Linked DNA regions of Homo sapiens: region 2 is linked to region 1. The links are chromatin loops, found by intact Hi-C in ENCODE. Cell type or tissue: PC-3. All regions are shown on one strand. Links, peaks and the distances in the headings refer to the core of each region. The heading gives the core; the rest is flanking DNA.

What was found. Peaks named below come from ENCODE experiments on the same cell type or tissue, not always from the same donor. Only the 100,000 strongest peaks of a DNase experiment are listed, where the experiment ranks them.
Region 2: it touches region 1 in a loop (10-fold over the local background); 13 of 110 quality-filtered maps call a loop at or near these places.

What each region holds. Positions count from the first base shown.
Region 1 is chr10:21,072,701-21,083,708 of GRCh38, forward strand. It overlaps a transcript of NEBL not described here. Among named protein-coding and RNA genes, the nearest start is that of NEBL-AS1, 96 kb to the right of the region's middle. In PC-3, for the core only: a CTCF peak has its summit at 6,167 (motif pointing right); a DNase peak (open chromatin) is centred at 6,201.
Region 2 is chr10:20,854,342-20,865,349 of GRCh38, forward strand. It overlaps NEBL (nebulette), which reads right to left. Exons shown (of 28, transcript NM_006393.3): 8 at 5,372-5,485; 9 at 3,899-4,003. It overlaps LOC102725112 (a long non-coding RNA gene), which reads left to right. Exons shown (of 6, transcript XR_007062082.1): 3 at 10,999-11,008. Among named protein-coding and RNA genes, the nearest start is that of NEBL, 37 kb to the right of the region's middle. In PC-3, for the core only: CTCF peaks have their summits at 1,289 (motif pointing left) and 4,150 (motif pointing right); no DNase peak of the experiment used is centred there.

The sequences.
Region 1 (11,008 bases), core at 1,395-9,394:
GAGAAGCCAGCCAGGTGCAGTGGCTCATGGCTGTAATCCCAGTACTTTGGGAGGCTGAGGCCGGTGGATAACTTGAGGTTAGGAGTTCGAGACCAGCATGGCCAACATGATAAAACTCCGTCTCTACTAAAAATACAAAAGTTAGCCAGGCGTGGTGGCAGGCACCTGCAATCCTAGCTACTTGGGAGGCTGAGGCATGAGAATTGCTTAAACCCAGGAGGTGGAGGTTGCAGTGAGTCGAGATCATGCCACTGTACAACAGCCTGGGCAATAGACTATGACTCTGTCTCAGAAAAAGAAAAAGGGAGAGAGAGAGAAGCAGCCACAGCACAGGGCTCCACCAGTGCCAACTCTGTGCTGGGACAGAGGATGGGACAGGTTGCATGGCCTACAAAGAGGGACCAGTGTTTGAGAAGGCCTGCTAGGACCACTCAAGAAGTGTGTACTCCCCAACCCTGGAAAAATGTCTTCATTCATCAGGGCGCAGTAGTTCACATCTGTAATCCCAGCACTTTAGGAGGCTGAAGCAGGGGGATCGGTTGAGCCCAGGAGTTTGAGGCTACAGTGAGCCATGATTGCACCACTGCACTCCAGCCTGGGCAACAGAGTGAGACCCTGTCTCAAAAAAAAAAAAAGCCAGACACGGTGGCTCATGCCTGTAATCCCAGCACTTTGGGAGGCCAAGGCAGGTGGATCACTTGAGGTCAGGAGTTCAAGACCAACCTGGCCAACGTGGTGAAACCCCATCTCTACTAAAAACACAAAAATTAGGCAGGCTTGGTGGCACGCACTTGTAATCCGAGCTACTCAGGAGGCCAAGACAGGATAATCACTTGAACCTGGGAGGTGGAGGTTGCAGTGAGCCTAGAATGCACCAGTACACTCTAGCCTGGGTGACAGAGCAAGACTCTGTCGTCAAAAAAAAAAAAAAAAAAAAGTCTTTATTTCAATCATATTACTGCTTTCTTTTCCCCACTGCTCCCTACTCCCAAAGAAAAACAAATCTCATACCTAATGTATTTCTAGGCAACCTGTTAACATACATGGCTAAAAGGAAGAGAGAGGAGATGAATGCTATGAAATGCCTACTATAGCCAGGGGCGGTGGCTCACGCCTGTAATCCCAGCACTTTGGGAGGCCAAGATGGGCAGATCACGAGGTCAGGAGATCAAGACCATCCTGGCTAACACGGTGAAACCCCGTCTCTACTAAAAATACAAAAAAATTAGCCGGACGTGGTGGCGGGTGCCTGTAGTCCCAGCTACTCAGGAGGCTGAGGCAGGAGGATGGCGTGAATCCGGGAGGTGGAGGTTGCAGTGAGCCGAGATCATGCCACTGCACTCCAGCCTGGGCGACAGAGTGAGACTCCGTCTCAAAAAAAAAAGAAATACCTACTATAGTTATCATTTTGCTTTTATGCCAAGCCACATTATTCCCTTCTTTCAAAATTCTGTTTCAAATCCTCACCCTTTCAGGACCTCTCCCCACCCTAGGCCTAAGTACCATGTCGGTCCATGTGCCTCAGCATGAACTTCTATCATTTTAACTGTATCTGCTTGTGCCTACCCATATGTTTACTCTACACATCTTTAAGTCTCTTTAGATCTAGGCTTCAGGAGGCTGAAAGTTCATCACAGGCAGAAATCCTGCCATTGGCTTCTATGGGATTCCTAGAAACTAATATCATCCACTTCACAGAGGATGCTGTCAAATGAGAGATGATTATATTGTACATCTCTTGTAAAATGCTGCTCCTCATTGAACTTCTTTCTGAATTTTTTTCTTTTTTTTTTTTTTGAGTCAGAGTCTCGCTCTGTTGCCCAGGCTGGAGTGCAGTGGTGATCTTGGCTCACTGCAACCTCTTCCTCCTGGGTTCAAGCGATTCTCCTGCCTCAGCCTCCCTAGTAGCTGGGACTGCAGGTGCACACCACCAAGCTCGGCTAATTTTTTTGTACTTTCAGTAGAGACGGGGTTTCACTGTGTTAGCCAGGATGATCTTGATCTCCTGACCTCATGATCCGCCTGCCTCGGCCTCCCAAAGTGCTGGGATTATAGGCGTGAGCCACTGCACCTGGCCATATAGATATATATATTTTTGTTGTTGTTGTTGTTGTTGTTGTTGAGACAGGGTCTCACTCTGTTGCCCAGGCTGGAGTACAGTGGCGAGATCTCACCTCACTGCAGCTTTGAACTCCTGAGCTCAAGCCATCCTCCCACATCAGCCACCCGAGTAGCTGGAACTACAGGCATGTACCACCATGCCCAGCTAATTTTTTGTATTTTTAGTAGAGGTGGGGGTTTCACCATGTTGCCCAAGCTGGTCTCAAACTCCTGAGCTCAAGCGATCCACTTGCCTTGGCCTCCCAAAGTGCTAAGATTGCAGGTGTGAGCCACGACACCCAGCCCAGAATTATTTTTTTAAAAAGAAGAACAATAACCAGAAAGAAGAAAGTAGATGAAAGAAATATTTCTCTTCTGAAACAAGAATGGCAAACCCACGGTGGAAACACAATGGTAATATTTTGTGCTACAAACCCAAGAACGGCCCAGCAAGCCAACATTTAAAACGCTGAGGGCAAATCCTCCCAAAAGCCCAGTAGTTTCTTTGCTTCTTTAAAATGGCTGGAGACGGACTGAGAGGGTCACTTGCTGATAATGGGAGAAGCTGTAAATGAAGAGCTTATTTTTCCTCTTCAGTATCCTGAAACAACACGACCTAAGAGGGGCTCCACCACTATTTGATTACCTGGCTCTCTGGCAGTGACCTTGGCTGTGATGCTACACCTGATAGCAATGATTTCACATCACCAACCTGCCACAGTGAGGTGACAGGGGTTGCTTTGTCCTTGCTGAGCCAAATCCTTCCAGAAGCACGATGCAGTTGCCCAAAAGTGAGAGGTTGGCCACCGGTCTGCAGCGTGGATGATCTGTCTAGAGGGAGGCCCTCATTTTCCTCAACTCTTAGCTTCAACAATTGCAGTCATATCACAGGATGCTTGATTTTCTCAAGCTAGGGCATCAACCATTTAAATCGTCAGTCCACTTGAATTTAACTACTCTCAGAAAATACTTGCAAATCACATATCTAATAAGGGATTGGTATCCAGAATATAAAAAACTACAACTCAACAACAAAATAACGAACAACCCCATTTAAAAAAGGGCAGAGGATTTGAACAGATATTTCTTCAAAGAAAATAGACAAATGACCAAGAAGCACGTATGAAAGATGTTCTACATCAAGAATCATTAGGGAAATGCAAATCAAAACCACAATGAGATACGACTGCACACACATTACGATGGTCATGATTTTAAAACAGGAGGAAAATAACAGGGTCTTGGTGAGGATGTGGAGAAATTGGAACTTTTATGCATTATCAGCGGTAATGTAAAATGGTACAGCTATTACAAAAAAAACTGTATAGCAATTCCTCAAAAAATTAAACATAGAATTACCAACCAGGCACGGTGGCTTACACCTGTAATCCCAGCACTTTAGGAGGCCGAGGAGGGTGGATCACCTGAGATTAGGGGTTCAAGACTGGCTTGGCCAACATGGCAAAACCCCATCTCTACTAAAAATACAAAAAAATTAGCCAGGCATGGTGGTGCACACCTGTAATCCCAGCTACTCAGAAGGCTGAGGCAGGAGAATCGCTTGAACCTGAGAGGCAGAGGTTGCAGTGAGCCGAGATCGTGCCACTGCACTCCAGTCTGGGCAACAGAGAGAGACTCAGTTTCAAAAAAAAAAAAAAAAAAAAAAAAAAAAAAGAATTACCACACAACCCAACAATTCTACTTGTGGGCATATAACCAAAAAAAAACTAAAGTGGGAACTCAAGCAAATATTTATACATCCATGGTCATAGCAGCGTTGACCACAACAGATAAAAGGCAGAAGCAACCCACGTGTCCATCAATGAATGAATCAGAAAACAGAATGTGATATACACATATGATCAGCTACTATTCAACCTTAAAAAGGAAAGAAATTCTGATGCATACTACAACATGGATGAAACTTGAGGACATTATAATTGAAATCAGCCAGTCACAAAAGGACAAATACTTATATGAGCCCACTTATATTTGGCCCTAGAGTAGTCAAATTCATAGAGACAGAAACTAGGCAAAGGACTTGAATGGATATTTCTCCAAAGAAGATAGACAAATGGCCAGAGACAGAAAGTAAGATGACGGAGGGGGAAATGGGGGGTTAGTGTTTCATGGATGTGGAGTTTCAGTTGGGGAAGACGAAAAAGTTCTAGAAACATACATTTGCACAAAAATGTGAATATACATACTGCCACTGAACTGTCCACTTAAAAATTGTTAAAATGGTAACCTTTATGTTACGTATATCTTACCACAATTTAAAAATATGTTTAAAAATAGCCACCCAAGTCCAGAAATGACCTACAATATAATATTATACTCAAAATTAAGGTAAGTTATTGGGGTCTATCTTGGTTTTTATTCTGAACAGTACTTAAAACTCATGCTTAATCTACTTTTCTTCAAAAAAAATAAAAAATCAAAGGAATTGGGGGAAGAAAAGCTTTGTTCCTCACTCCCTTATATTTATTATGGAGCAAGGTACATTTTAAATTGCTTTTGCTGGCCGGGCGCAGTGGCTCACGCCTGTAATCCCAGCACTTTGGAAGGCTGAAGCGGGTGGGTCACAAGGTCAGGAGATAGAGACCATCCTGGCTAACAACATGGTGAAACCCCATCTCTACTAAAAGTACAAAAAATTAGCCAGGCATGGTGGCAGGTGCCTGTAGTCCCAGCTACTCGGGAGGCTGAGGCAGGAGAATGGCGTGAACCTGGGAGGTGGAGCTTGCAGTGAGCCGAGATGGCACCACTGCACTCCAGCCTGGGCGACAGAGCAAGACTTCATCTCAAAAAAAATAAAAATAAAAATAAATAAATAAATAAATAAATTGCTTTTGTTATTTGTCATTTTTGTAGTTAGAATTCAGCTGATGGTCTGTTGGTTCCTGATATCTTTTTCCCTTCTTCATTTTCTGTCCTCCCTTCCATCTCATTCATAAATCCCCTAGCACTTGCCCCTACCTCCCACACACCTAGGAAGTGGGAGGAAATCTCTCTACCCTGGGGTCAACATTGTCAGGCACAGCAGAACTGATAGACCTTTCAACAGCCCGAGCTATGGGCTTCCCACACTATTCATGACCACGAGAAAGTACTTTAGCTCTTAGAAAAGCAACACTACAAGAGCCACCATATCAAGTCCGATGGATACTGCAGAGCTGGCTGTCACAGGGACACTGAGACACCTTCCAGAGCACGGATTGACTCTCAATACCAGATTATTCTGAAAGCTGGGTTGTGTGCAGAATGGACGGGAGGAGGAGATTGGAAGATGGAAATGCATTCTATGGGGGATCGAAAATAAAAATAATGGGGAAAGCAACAATCAAAGCTGGAAGCTTACCTCAAATTAGTCCTAAAATGAACACAGCAGCATGAGTACAAAATAGACTCTTTCTAATGACAAACAAATGGACCAGAATGAAATGGATTTTTCTGTATCCTAAAAATCTTGGTATTTTGTGTTATTTACAAGGTGTTTAACAGCCAGTAGAATGTATTCTTTTTAAAGTAATAAGCCTTTCAAATTATTACAACGAACACTTTTATGATCAGAAAAAGAAATACTCTAAATAAAAAACAAAAAGGTTACAGACTGTAATAATATAAATGGTTTCCTCTCCTAAATAGAGTCGTGTATGTTGTCTATGCTGTTTGCCATCGTGTACAGTATTTGTCATCCTGAGTTTCACTCCTGGTTAATACACTTTGGAAATCTTCTTGAATCCCAACACACACAGCCCCCATCCCTCAGTTTTTATAAATGACCTGTATACACGTATGCAGAGGTATCTACTCCTATGACCTGCTCATTTGAGTGGGACTTTAAAGGTTTTGATTGTTTAATAAAGAAAAATCATGTATCCAAGCTCTACAACATGCCAGAAGAAGGTATGTCTACAAGATCATTCTCTCTATATCCACCCTAGGAAAATATACTTGATCTTATTTTTAGAAAGAAAAAGAGTAAGAGACAGAGATATTTGGGCAAAGCACTAGAAGTTGCAGTCTTAGTGTTTCAACTTGCTTATTAGCTGGCTGCCACTTGGTGGCACTGTTGATTCCAGTTTGCTCCCAGATCCAGGGGATGAGTGTATCCACTGATCCAACCTTAATAAGCACGTGCGGCTCCTGCCCCATGAAGAACTTCATTAAGCCCTGACAGCCTTTATAGAAACATCAGAATGTCTGTATTTCTACCACCTCCAGATCTAAATGACAAATGGCACAGCAAATGCCCTCCTCTTAGGACTTTCCCTAGCTTTTCCTCCAAAGGAGATATCCAACCTTTCCTTCCAGGTGTCTGTCTCAGCCTCTCTCTCTCGGAAACCTTCTCTATTAACTATAGCCAGAGCCTCCCATGGGACATGGCAAATCTGGGAAAGTGTCCTGGGTGCATCCTGGTGGAGGGGATAACAGGGCAAGACCAGAAAAAGAAAGAAAATGAGGAGGTGAAGAGGCAGTAGTACCACCATCTTGAGATTTTAAAAAAATACAAGATAAAATGCAGGGAGCACAAATCTTTGGTAGGCTCTCATTTCTGTGATTTATTTGGCAGGTGCTTTCATCTAAACCTCCCAGCACACCTGTGTGAGGACCTTGTTTTGGAAGTGAGAAAACTCAGGCTCACAGGGCTTAAGTAACTTGCTCAAGAGTGGGCACACAGAATTTGTGGATCCAGGACTGGAGCTTCAACCTTTTCTCCAAGTTGGCAACACCACACAGCCTTCAGAGGGCTTTATAAAAATAGGGCTCCCAGTATAAACATAGGGAGGCTCAACAACTTCTCACCCAAATAGAAGGACAAAAGTGGGCAGCTTCCCTCTCAATAAGATCTATGGTTCTCATCTTCACCTATCTGCCCCGTAAACACACAGATTGAGCTGCATATTCCTTTATTTATTTTTCCTCCTTTGAGATGGCCAAGGCTGTTAATTTTCAAAAGATCGCAGTTATAGAAACATTTGGAGGAAGGACGTGCACAGACATATAAGATCATTATTTGTTCTTTGTACTCTGCCCCACCACCCAAGGTAGCTCCACCTCTGTCCTACATTGAACTCTCCTTTTTCATATAATAAAAGAAAATCACTAGAAGCCTTGAACAATGACCAATATAGAATCCTCAGAGAGGGGCGGAGTATAGATACTGTATATCAATAAGTCTTACGCTATTGCTTTGAACAGCATGTATTATGATCCTTTCCTGGTAAGAAGAGAATTCTATGATGTCTCAGCTAACTCAGAACATAAATCTTCACAGGTGAACTGTAAAGCATAGAGAGACGGTTCTGGTGGCTGTGATTTTGTAATAAGCACATAATTTATAATGCATATAAAATATGGCTGACCATAAAGTAATGAAAGCGATTTCTTAACAGCACAACACATAGATACAACAAAAGCATGTCATCACTTTCTAAATAGATACTTTGGATATGATATCCATATTCTGTGATCTTGAGACTGCTCAAAACTCTGTGAAAATTCCTCTTTTGATATTGCATTCCGTGCATGAGACATATATTTTTGACTCTTCTCAATTGTGGTAAATATTCATACTTTGAGGGCGAATTTCATTTTTGGGAACAGCTGAGTCATTTGGGACTAACTCTGGCATATAAGCTGGAGAAAATTGAATCAAAGACAAGATTCATTCATTGAATAATTCAACAACTATTCTGTTGGATGCTGTACAATATGAAGTTAGCCTTGGATCTTAGGGTCTCACAGACTAGAGGGGAAGATAAGCATATACATAAATCATTGTAATAAAAATAATTTTCCCACAGAGATTTATGCAGCTCTGGTTGCTTTTAACTAGGACTACAATGGAAAAGAAGCAAGGCTGGGTTTCTGGATTGGGCTTGGAAAGTGGTTCTAAAAACAGATCTAGAAGGAGGTGTCCAACCTGTTTGAGTAAATGCAACTTTGATGGAATGATTATATACCCTCCCAACAGTGCTAATTCTGGCTTATTCAGATATTGATATTCTGGTAGGTGTCATTTTTAAAATGTGATCTGGTTTTTTTGTTTGTTTGTTTTTTGTTTTTTGAGATGGAGTATCACTCTCGCCCAGGCTGGAGTGTGATGGCACAATCTCAGCTCACTGTTAACCTCTGCCTCCTGGGTTCAAGCCATTCTCCTGCCTCAGCCTCCCAAGTAGCTGGGTCTACAGGCATGCACCACCACGCCTAGCTAATTTTTGTATTTTTAGTACAAACAGTATTTCACCATGTTGGCCAGGCTGGTCTCGAACTCCTGACCTCAAGTGATCCACCCACCTCGACCTCCCAAAGTGCTGGGAATACAGGCATGAGCCACCACACCTGGCTGATCTGGTATTATTTAATAGTCACATTCCAACCCCAACAAACTGCAATCATGACTTGATAATCAAATGATGCAAAAATTTTCCACTGTGTTTTTCTAAGCTGGCCTAAAATCAATGGGGCCACCATTTGAGTTGTGGGGAGCTCCAGCAGCTGGCACAGGATGACAAAGGCTTTCATGGGAAGCAGGGGAAAGGCAGTCAGCCATGGGGATGTGAGGCTTGTTATGCACAGGAGGGTTGATCAAATAAGTAAACACATAGAAAAAACCAGGAGCCAGGTTTCTCATCATGGCTCCTAGTGGGAAAACTGAAGGTGGAGATATTGGTGGGAACTCATTTTTAATAGTACCTATAATAGATAAAGAAATTGATATTTAACACACACATATAAACACATACATTTCCTAGCTGTGTCCACTGAGAAGGTCCAGGAGCAATGACACTCCAATAGCAACAAGCATACTTAATGTCCCTAGACGGTTGGTTTCCAAAGACTGTTCTTCACTAAAAGGAATCAAGCATCCTCGGAGAAGTGATTGATTCCAGGGATGGGGGAGGAAAAATATAAGATAAGTCTGGAACATCTCTACTGTGCCAGAAAGTAAGGATGTACCCAAAGAATGATGGAATTGTGTCATAAGGACCTGGAAACTTGCTCATAAGGGCTCCCATGGGCCAGGTGTGGAACAACTTAAGGATAGAAATAAATCATGATAGTGATGGATTATAACCCATTGAATAAAATATGAAATTGAAGTCTATACCAATAAAAATAAAAATACATGAGCAAATTAAAAGTTTGATGAGGTCCAGGATACATCATGTCAATTACCTTCATCAAATGATGAAAGTGAACATCACCAGGTTTGGTGCCACCTGATAGGATACCATGAAAAGAACATAGCACCCCTTTCATGAAATCCCTGCCAACCATGCCTAACCTGAATATAACCATGAAGAAACATCACCCAAACCGAAACTGAGGAACTTAACTGGGCTTCAAAAGAGTCGTGAAAGTCACCAAGCAACGAAGGAACTCTTGCAGGTTAGTGGAAACTGAAGGAACATGATGATTGAGTACAAGGCATCATTCTAGATTGGATCCTTTTGCAATAAAGAATATTTATTTGGGCAAGTGGCAAAACTTTAATGGGGTCTGAGGATTAGATCACAGTGATAAATAAATATTAGTGTTCTGATTTGGATGGTTAGAATGTGGTTATGTAAGAGAATGCCTTGTTTGTGAGAAATACACACTAAAATATTTGGCAATGAGGAAACATCATTCTGGCAACTTACTTTCAAGTGATTTCAGGAATAAAAATGTTCTTTGTAGTGTACTGAAAATTTTTTGTAAGTTTGAAGTGTTCCCCACCACCACTAAAAAAAAAAAAAAAAAAAAAAAAAAAAAATTAAGACTGTGTAGAGAGAGTGGAATAAATGGTCCAACTCAGCAATGGGCTATTTCCTCACCTAATTCCGATGCCCATTTTGATCCTATACCAGTGAACTATCACAAGGATGGAAAAAGTACTGTACTTATCACAAAGGACTTGAAAATACATTTATTTAAGAAGGGAAAATTATGGGATATGCAGGAGGGATGCATTTTTTTTTTTTTTTTTTTGAGACAGAGTCTCACTCTGTCACCAAGGCTAGAATGCAGTGGCATATTCTCGGCTCACTGCAACCTCCAGCTCTCAGGTTCAAGCAATTCTCTTGCCTCAGCCTCCCAAATAGCTGGGATTACAGGCGCCTGCCACCACACCTGGCTAATTTTTGAATTTTTTTAGAGACGGGGTTTCACCCTGTTGGCCAGGCTGGTCTCGAACTCCTGACCTCAGTTGATCCACCCAACTCAGCCTTCCAAAGTGCTGGGATTACAGGCGTAAGCCAGCGCACTTGACCTGAATGCACCCTTTCTTTGGTGACTGTTTCATTAAGCAGGAGCGCAGTGCTGAGGAGAAACATTTACACTTACCAGATGCCATCAGAGCCCCTTTGGTATAAAAGCCTTAAAGATTCTTTAGAGAATAGAAACACAAATAAGTTAGGAAGGCCTATCAGGGAAAATGCTGGACAGCATAGCATGACCCCAGGGTAAGCAATAGTCGATTTAAATTGATTTCACAAATGGACTTTCAAAATGAAACTGTGTAGTTGTTGTATTTGACTATCCAGGAAGTTTTTGTCCCTTCTTCTGGGCACTCATCATGTCCCTCCACCCCAGTAGCAGCACCCCACCTCCTTGTAGCAATGATCTGTTCAAGGGGTACACTGAGAACCAAAAGAGCCCGTCTGAGTTCTTTCTGAAATATTTTTGCAATGCTTGAAGAAGGAAACTCTCTCTTTGCACTGCAGTCACTTAGCTAAGATCATCAGCCACTATATACCGCTCCTCTCAGAGAAGTCCTCGGTGGAAGAGAGAGAATAACGCCAGTGTGCAAAGAGGAGGCCAAGGCAGGAGGATCACTTGAGCTCAGGAGTTCGAGAACAGCCTGGGCAACATGGCAAAATCCCGTCTCTACTAAAAATACAAAAATTAGCCAGGCGTG
Region 2 (11,008 bases), core at 1,088-9,087, 220 kb before region 1:
AAGAAAGCTCAGTGCTAGGAATGGAACAGATGACCAAGTGGCCTGCCACAAGAGAGCTACCCTTTCTAGTGGGACAAAGCAATAGTCCCCAGAGGGAGCCTGGCCTCAGGTGCTTCCACTCAATTAGGGAGCTGCAATATATGTTCCCCCAAACCTAACCAGAATAAAATCAGGGAGGAAAGCACCCCCCAGGAAGGACATGAAAATGTTCATATAGTACTTTTTTTTTTTTTTTTTTTTTTGGACAGGGTCTTGCTCTGTCACCCAGGCTGGAGTGCAGTGGAGGGATCATGGCTCACTGCAGCCTTGACCTCCTGGGCTCAAGCAATCTTCCCATCTTAGCCTCCCAAGTAGCTGGGGCTATAGGTGCATGTCACCATGCCTAGCTAATTTCTTTATTTTTTGTGGAGCTAGGGTCCCACTACGCTGCCCACGCTGGTCTCAAACTCCTGGCCTCAAGCCATCCTCCTGCCTTGGCCTCCCAAAATGCTGGAATTACAGACAGGAGCTACTGCACCTAGCCCACAGAGTACATCGTGATGGAAGGAAACAAGTTATAAATTTTGGCTCCTCTAATGTTTTTTTAAAAAAGCCTTTTTTTGGCTAGGCGCGGTGGCTCACACCTGTAATCCCAGCACTCTGGGAGGCAGAGACAGGCGGATCATGAGGTCAAGAGATCTAGACCATCCCTGGCCAACATGGTCAAACTCTATCTCTACTACAAATACGAAATTAGCTGGGAGTGGTGGGGTGCACCTAGTAGTAGTAGTCCCAGCTACTCAGGAGGCTGAGGCAGGAGAATCGCTTGAACCTGGGAGCGGAGGTTGCAGTGAGCTGAGATCGTGCCACTGCACTCCATCCTGGAGACAGAGCGAGAGTCCGTCTTAAAAAAAAAAAAAAAGTGTTTTTTTTTTAACCAGTTAAAATCTGGAAAGAAAGATAATAATACAGACTTTATAATTTGATTAGAAGTTATCTTGTAATATGTATTTATAAAATAATCATGAATGTAACAAGCTACAACATAGTCCATTACTGAGTTAAAATCCACAACAAATACATATAAATATATGTAAAATAATGAATATATACTGAAAAATTCAGTAAATATTGTTCCCAACACAATTATCGATTTTAGTTACAAAGAATTTCAGAAACTCCTATTTAAGAAAACAAAACAAAACAAAAAAAAAACGAAGGAAAACTTAATTGAATTAAGATCTGCAAAAGAACTTCGAATGCGTGTCTTTCCTTATATAACAGTCTCTGCTACCTCCTAGTGGGAGATACACGGAGTAACACAAAATATATATTTCTTAATTTATGTAAAGTTGTGAAAGAAACTCAACACTACCAGAGGTCCATTTTCCAGGGGAAAATGTTTTCCAAAACTTTAATTAGAATGATTTTACACAGTAATTAAGGCACTCATATCACTCTTTAGAGTTTGGGTTAAAATAAAAGTAACTCTGATGTTGCTAAAGACATCTAGGGGTCTTTAAAACAATAGCTACTGTGACAAATGGATAATTTTGGCAGAATATCTCTTATTGAGCAATCTTATTCAATCTTTTAATTTATAAATCAACACAACTCCAATTTTTTACATTAAAATGTTAAAGTAGGCTATTCTTTGTTTCTTCACAAATGCTAGATAAAGGAGGCCATTCTAATATACAATAAAGTTGAGCAAATGTATACAGCTTTATACAATGTACACAACTTTGTAAGGAGACACTTCAAAAGGAACACATTTTTAAGTCTTTCTCTCCCAGGAAGTAGTCAATCACAATTTGTCTATGGGGAAAAAGAAATCTGTCCTCTAGGCAAAAGCACCACCTAAATGAAGATCTAAACTTTATATATGATACATGAAATAAGTAACGTATGACTTTGCTGTGTTTTCTCTGTTGAAGAGATGATAGAAACAATTTATATTAGACTGCGATTTTTTTCTCTGTTATTATAAAATAAAGGTCAACGTTCTTGAAAAGCAATATTGCATAGGAGTGGCACGCTTTCTTCCAGCCACCAAATGTTGAAATTACCACCATGATATTTTTATTGGCTTATTTACACATGAATCCCCATGTCCCTAGGAAATTGAATTTAAGTATGGCTAGAGAAAGGTCAAGGGCAAATGCCACTGCCATGATGAAAACTGGATGCCAAAGAATGAATGTGAAGAAAGCAGGGGGCTCAGGGAATAGAAATATATCAATTTTAGAAGCATATCTATGAGTCGTGGAGAAAAAAGACAGAAATAGAGACACTCAAGGAATAGAGGAATGTAAAAAGAGGTGTGGGAATGAAGACTGAAGTGCAAGCCAGCATGATGTAAGTGTCCTGGAACTGACTGCCAATTCTGGGCCCTCCAGATATTCCTCTAACCTCCATTCCCTGTTCAATAGCCTGGGAACATTAATGTACTGCTTTTCATCCAAGGACCAATGATTAAAAAAATAAATAAATTTATTTTTATTTTATTTTATTCTATGTATTTATTTATTTTTTAGACAGAGTCTCACTCTTGCCTAGGCTGGAGCACATTGGTGCCATCTCAGCTCACAGCAACCTCCCAAGTTTAAATGATTCTCCTGCCTCAGTCTCCTGAGTAGCTGGGATTATAGATGCCCACCACCACGCCTAGCTAATTTTTGTATTTTTAGTAGAGACGAGGTTTCACCATGTTGGCCAGGCTAGCCTTGAACTTCTGACCTCAGGTGATCCACCCGCCTCCCACAGTGCTGGGATTACAGGCATGAAACACCATGCCCAGCCAGAAAAAAATAAACTTTTAAAAACTCTGTATGAATTATTTGCATGCATAATACCATTAAGGAAGGAAGACAGTGGCAGTGATATTCCAGAAAGGAGGCTTACAAAATAATAAACATACATTTCAAAACACTGAAGCCAAGTATAGATTATTTCTAAAATTGACCTGAAGCTGTATCTCCTTATTTAACTGTCTGGAAACTAAGTTTTGCCTATAGATTTCTAAGTCTAGGCCCATCAACTGAAGACAACTATCTTCATTTTTTCTCATGTCTTCCCCAACATATATTTCTGCATCTAATCTATGCCTGGCCCAAAGCAGATATTCAATAAATTATGATTAATTTTGAGCAAGTGAGTGAGAAAGTGATTATTAAAATAGGTATGGAAATAACTTATGGTCAAATAAGAGCTCATTGCCACCATGAGATGTACAAAATGGAGCCAAATGTGTCTTAGGGCTGTCAGTTACGAGAGCTAGCGAAGTCAGGGTCCTGATGTGCTATGGGTTGAAACAGCATTCAGCGTAGTGAGAGTCCTGCAGGACTGACCACGTGGGCAGTGCACCCAGATATTTTCATCAAGACATGAAGAACTCACCTTTCTCTTCTGGTTGCCTTGACCGAGAACATGGAAACCATGACAAGACTAAAAGCGATGTGTCAATGCAGTATAAATGCTGTTAGGAATTATTTGCAGAGAAAATACAGTTTAGACTAAGACAATTTTTCATGCTACTGAAGGCGTACTAAATACAAGACACTCTGGTCTGGCCTGCATAAAGTAAAATATCCCTGACTTGAGAGCCTGAACTTCAAGTGGCTTTAATCTAACACAGATGAAGTAAGGGAAAGAAGAATGATGGAAAGGCCACTGTGCAGACACTTTGAAGTATAGTTGTATGCAGGAGATACTGGAGAGCAAGCAAGAACCTCCTTTGCAAAGTGACAGCTCTGGTGGGATTTCTGCAAGCAGAGGACTGTTTTTCAATGAGTTAGTTAACGAGGGAGGAGTGAGGCACAGGCCTTCTAAGGAAGCAGGTGAGCACATGAACGCTGCAGACATATTGGCTTCTTGGAGCCACAAGGCAACTACGGTTGCCGCTAGATGAACCACTTACGCCGCTGAGCATTTTGCTGGCTTTCAAAACATGGTCTAAAAACAACAAATTTGGGAGATCTGAAACTGGATCATGCATATTTTGAATGTCTTTCTTGTACTTCACCTATGAAAATAACATGGAACAAAATACCATCGAGGAGAAGAAAATATTATGCTTTTGCATTATTGCATTTTTCATACATCATAAAGTAGGACTATTTAGTGGTAAATGGACAGACGAATTTACAAGGAGCCACTAGATGGTGCTGATTTACTACTGAATGAATTTTAAAAAGTTATTTCTATATGGGCTTGAGAATACTTGGATAATTCCTTTTGTTGTTCACATATTCAGGAAGGGTAATGTCAATAGAATAAAGTAATTTTCACAGTAACTCTGCTTTCAAAAAATAAAGAGAATAGCCACTTTATTCTTTAGAAATTACTACAGTATTTCAACTATGCTTTGTGGAGATCTGAGGATTTTGATGTTTCCCATCCTATCACCACAGGCTTTTTTAAAGCAACTTTTTGAAAATATAATACCAGTAATAATAAACCATTGATAGCAAGCATATCACACACTTACTATGTGCCACTTTTCTAAATTCCTTTATATGTATTAAGTATTGAATCTCCACAATAACCTCTTTATTAAGTAGGTACTTTAAGTAGCCCCATTTTATAGATAAGAAAACTGAGGCATAGAAAGACAAAGACATAGTAATACTTGATAAAACAGGATTTAGATCCAAGCAATCTGACTCCAAACCTTTAGCTTTCAGCACTATGTTCCATGTTCCTTTAAGTATATTTCATCTCTATTTCTAAGAAAGCAACAGATCAATAATACATAATTTTTATACTTGAGAAGGAAATCTAAATATTTTCAACTATAGCAAAGTAATCAATTTTTTGATGTTGCTGTTTTTATACTCTAATTCTAACAAGAATTTAAAACATCATTTCTTGTAAAATGAATTTTGATGATTTTTAAAAACACAGAATGAAAACAAATCACATAAGGAAGTACTTCACAGCATTTTCACAAGGGATAAAAAATAAATTGTGAGGCATTACAGTAAAATTTCTAAAAATTTCTTTATATGATAAATTACCATGTACCAGGCAGTACTTTACAATAAACTCAATTTCATAGCCATAATTACATGAGGTAACTACTGTCCTAACCACTAATTTGTGTTAATACAGACCACTTCTCTGCAAAATTCTATAATCTATTTCCACTCTTGAACAGATATAATAACTTCATTTGCAACACTATTCCTACTTATTAACTAATTAGTAATCAGTAACCATTAAAAATTAATTACAATAATATATTTTTCTCAGAAAAAGCTTTAGAAAAATATGCTTCAGTTCAACTACAAATTACTTGGAAGCTAAGTATCAGTAATTACAACACAGTCGATTCTAAAAAAAACAAGAATCAAAAGATTTTGAAAATAATTTTCTATGAATTACAACTTACATTGCTCGCCAGTGTAGCAGCAAGCTGATTCTGCCTAAAAGAAGCACTTTCAAGAGGATTGTAATGATGTTTCTTATCCTTCATTTCATTATCAAATTTTTCTTTGTATTTAATCTGTCATAAAAGAGAAATAGTACATGTAACTTTACATTTAAAAGTAACACATATGATTTTCACGTAGATAAAATAAAAGCTACCTTAAAAATGAATGTTGCCAAGTGTAAATTCCTGGTATCCATCGCCTTCTATAAAGCTTAATTAGGCACAAAAGTTTTTATCTTTAATAAAAAAAACTCTGCTTCTACATTGATCACAAATGCAATTAGGCATGAACTCAAATCCTATTAATGAGAATTATGCACTAAAATACCAACATTTTTAAATGTCAGTTTTCATTTCTGCATTTCTATAATCTATGATCAGTTAGAAACCTAGACCACAAATGTCTTAAGGTCTAACACATTTAGAAAATAGATTCTAGGCCCCAGAATTTAAATATTTTTCCTAAGGGAATTATTCCAAATAAAGAGCATGACGTGTACCACAGTTTTTCTCATCATTTCCTATACTTCATTTGCTCAAAAATTTAGTTTTAGGAATTACATTTTCTGAAATGTCCTGGGTCAACTTAATGTCAATGTAAAACTTTCTCTGCTTTAATTCCACTAAATTCAGCAGGAAAACCATCTCCAATACTCTCTCTAAATTGTTTGTCTCCTTTTAAAGCACTCTTAAAACAACCAAAAAGGGATTATCAACTTATTTGGTAGGACTATATTTTTCTCCATGTATAGAGAAATATGAGAATGCATGTCATAACTAATTAGAATATAAACACAAGTTCACTACAAAAAGAAAAAAAAAAAAAAAAAAAACCTAGCTATTCACATGTCATACCCCCTTTAACTTACTGTAGCCAGGAAAGGGTGTATTGATTTCACAGGTCAAAGTAAGCTGTTTTGTTCTCTCATAATATTTTTCTGATGTTATAATTATTACCATGTTTGGTTTTCTAACAACATTCTGATAATGCACCTTTATTCATACATCTAAAGGCTCTGCTTTGCAGAAGACTTTATTAAAAAGCAATTTGGGATGACTCTCATCAAATATTTTAGGCATGCATAGGGTGATGGTCTCCTTCAGGGACACATGTTTGGAACCTATTAGAGAGAGCTAGAGAAAATCTTGGTGGGAATACAGCATTTGGTAAATATTTTGAGATGGTTTACAGGGAATATTTTCTGTTCTGGTTCCATTTGATAATAAAAAATTTCTGATATTCTCAATACCTTACAAACTGATTTTAAGTAATCAGCAAGAACTCTTTAAAAAAAGAAAAACTGACTTTTTTTATTATTTTGTGTCTTGAAATCAATAACAAAATTACAAATGAAATAAATTTAGATTTCCTTCAGTACTTTATACAGTAGGTGGCACAAAAGCAATGATTCACTCTGCCTGGTCGTCCCTTAAATATATAGTCTTAGAGTCTCACTCTATCACCCAGGCTGGAGTGCAGTGGCACGATCTCAGCTCACTGCAAGCTCCACCTCCCAGGTTCACGCCATTCTCCTGCCTCAGCCTCCCAAGCAGCTGGGACTACAGGTGCTCGCCACCACGCTCAGCTAATTTTTTGTATTTTTAGCAGAGACAGGGTTTCACCATGTTAGCCAGGATGGTCTCGATCTCCTGACCTTCATCTCCTGACCCACCTTGGCCTCCCAAAGTGCTGGGATTACAGGCGTGAGCCACCGCGCCCAGCCACAGTCTTATTGCCCTCTTCACCCTTCTGCTATACTTTTACCATATTTTCGTCACTGGTTCTGTCTCTCCTAAGTTTGTAGTGCCTAAAGGATATTCACTGAACAAAGATGGTGGACTCTTCAACAGCCTTCCGCTGGAATGACACTTCTGACTCAGCCAGATTCATTAACACTGTATTAGCTAAATGGTAAAAGTAGGTTATATGATCTTTGCACACACAGAGCCCATCATACTGTTTTTGCAAACTCTGAGGTTTCCAGCATAATTACACTAGAGTATTTGAAAATGATACTGATAAATTCCTTTGTTATTAAACCTTGCATATGCTCTCCCAAGTAAATGTTACAGACACCCCTTCCTCAACTTATGATGGGGTTGCATCTCAGTAAACCCACCGTAAGTTAAAAATGTAAGTTAAAAATGCACCATATACCCCTAACCTACCAAACATCACAGCTTCGCCTGGCCTACCTTAAACATGCTCAGAACAACTCCCTTAGCCTATAGCTAGGCAAAATCATCTAATAACAAGCCTGTTTTACACACGTTGAACATCTCATATAATTTGTTGAATACTGTAATGAAAGTGAAAGGCAGAATCATTATATGGGTACTTGAAGTATGGTTTCTACTAAATGTGTATCACTTCCACGCCATGGTAAGGTTAAACAGTCTTAAACTGAACCACTAGAAGTCAGGGACCATCTATGCATTTCTAAGAAACAATAATCAATCTGTTATTCATATATTTATATTAAATGTAATAATAAGCATTGTATTGTGAAATTTATCTTGTTTGAACGTTCAGTACAGTGAGTGATTTGATTCAAGATGCCTAAGGAACAAAAACACAAGTTTCCCTCATTAATGAACCACAATAGTAACATAACTACATTATATAAAAAAATGCACGGACCAGACACTGACACCCAATTGTTTCTAACCTCGCTCTTTCTGTAAGGAATGCAGGTAAAATGAACTAAGATCACCAAATGGTTGCAGTGAGTCACATCACTCACCTTCGGACTTGTTCACTCGCCAACTACACAGACACACTCAACATTCTATTGTATTTTCAATCTAGAGTTCATACATCTGTGTGTCTACCTCCTCATGCAGGTTTGCATCTTCTGAGAGATCCAGGAAATGCTTTTCCTTGACTATAACTTGTTATCCAACCATGGAACAAGGCATAACCCTTTCAGTTTTAAGATCATTTGAGAAAGGGAGGAACAGGTATTGGAGTGACTTTGCCATGGTTTTAAGACACAATGTTACTCCTTATACCTACATAATTATTCTGGAAACAAATGAAGTTACTCCATATGACTGGCTTTATTTACATTATGACTAGTGTGCCTAGTGGTCCCAATATTTATCACCTTTTTTTATTAATTTTTTTTATTTTTAATCTCTGTGGGTACACAGTAGGTGTATGTATTATATTTATGGGGTACATTATATGTTTTGATACAGGCATGCAGTGCATAATAATCACATCAGGGAAATAACACCTTTTGAAAAAATACTGTATAGGTATATAGGATCAAACTCCTAGATGTTTTTTAAAGAATTATAAGAGACAGCAGGATTTTCAGAGGCTCACACTTGGAGAAAACACGGATACTGTTAAGCTACAGTGACGGCATTGTAGCTCCCCATAACTGCACAACTTCTCATATAAAGAAATGAGAAGTTACATCTGCATATCCTCATATGAGGATCCAGATCCTCATAACTGCACCTGGGTATGTGTGAAGTCTAACACGCAAACCCAAAACTTTACACTGACATCATCTGTGACTCAGAATCGCAAAAAGCCAGCAAAGGCACAAAAAAGCAGACCCTGAATGAAGGTGTTTCACCATAGCCACATAAACACATTTTAGCAAAGAAATAGCTTGATAAGTGTACCTTAATTATCATTGAAAATGAAAAGTAAGCAAATAACACAATACTACGTATCTATAGATATCAATCCCCAGCAATCTTGGATGAAATCAAACTAAAAGCTGTCAAGGAAGACAGGACAGATTTTTACATAGAACTCATCATAAAATCAATAATATCTTTAAGTCTTAATTTTACACAACACAATATCTCTGCTCTTATTTTCCTTGCAAAATAACGTCTTACTGACTTTGCACCAAATGTTAATGATCCAGAGAATATTGGTTTAACCAGGCTCCATACACCTATTGGCAGCCTAATCTGTTTTCCCATAATAGTGGATCAAAGGCATATGAGCCCTGTCTCCATGGAGCCTGCCTTGTGGGAAGTGAAATGGATTTCGAAAACACACACATACACGTATATATTATGCAACTACTACAAATCGTATTAAGAACTGTAAAGAAGAGGAGAGAATAAAGGGGAGGAGAGCAATATTTAAATTGGCGAGTCAGGAACATGATATTTGAGCTGATACTTGGGTGTGATGAGGTTGGAGGAGGGAGTGCTTGCCAGGATGGGAGAATGGTAAATTCCCCAAACCAATTAATACCCCTTGCAATTTAAGGCCACTGCTTACTACTAAATTTTCATGGCAATTTATAATGTGATTTTTAGGTTTAAAACCCATTCTTATCAATGTATTAATGCAATTTTAAAACAATGCTAATTATTATAAATACATAGCTTTTCCTTGAGGTTATAAAACTGAACAAGGAATCTATTCATCATATAGACAAATTCCAAGTAACAAGATGATCTATGGATATATTAATTAATAAACTACTCTTAGAATTTTTAAAGTCAATGACTTCAACAGTTACTGTACTTAAATCTGAGATACATATGCACCAATCCCTTCATCTTCGCATAGGAGATTTTTGTTTTAGTTTTTTAATGACTTTTTAAAATAACCTGGCCATAATTGTATGTATATTGCAAATTTTAAAAAGGGAAAGTTTACAACTACGGGAGCAAAGCTATTGTAGAAGTTAATATAAGAAGGGTTTGGTATGTGTTCCCACTACCTTTCCTGGGTAAAATCCCACAGAGTTCAATTTACAGATAAAAGGTGAGAATCCTGCCCATTCACTCTCTGTTCCCATCCTTTCATCAGACAGGTCTTATCTCCACATACTTTGACCATTGCCTTGTCATTGCCTTCTCTGTTACAATGCTTCTGGTGCTGTGGTGCTCTTTTTCTCCCTGCATTCTATCCATTCTCATCTCCCTGTTATTAAATCCCTAAATCATTTGCCTTCTATGTATTTATGTGCCTTTATCATTAGTTTAGGAGCAAACTAAAAACTTTAATGCTGTCAGTGAAAATAAGAAACTAAACTTGCTGCCCAAATTTCTGTTATAATTGATATACCTGAAAATACAAATGGAATACACTGAGTTCATCCCAGAATTCCTATTATTTATTTTCCCAGCTTTCCCCTTTTCTTGTGAGTTTTATACAGCTTATAAAATCTTATATGACATGAAAAAATGAATACGATAGCTATAATGTAAGTTAAAAATTAAAATCTGCTTAAGAATCTGATCACTCAGTTGCTAAATAATTTGAGATTGAAGGAAAAAAATCTGCTTTCAAGTCCAAGTAAGGATCACATGGGGGAATTTTTGTGGATTGAATTTGAAATGTGAAAATAAAGCTCAAATGTCAAAACTTTCTTCTAAGGGCTCTCAAATAGGATTGTGATGGAATGAATTTAAGGCCAGAATCTCACAGACAGTGTTCATATTCCTTCTCCACTCTGTGCATGAATTCATCTAAAAATGTAGAACAGAAAACTATTTTGAATACCTAAAGTAAAATTATTCCTATGAAATTATGTCATGTTTCTATGGGCCAGGCACCATTTTAAGTGTTTTACTCACAGTAACTCATTTAACCTTCACAGCAGCCCTGAG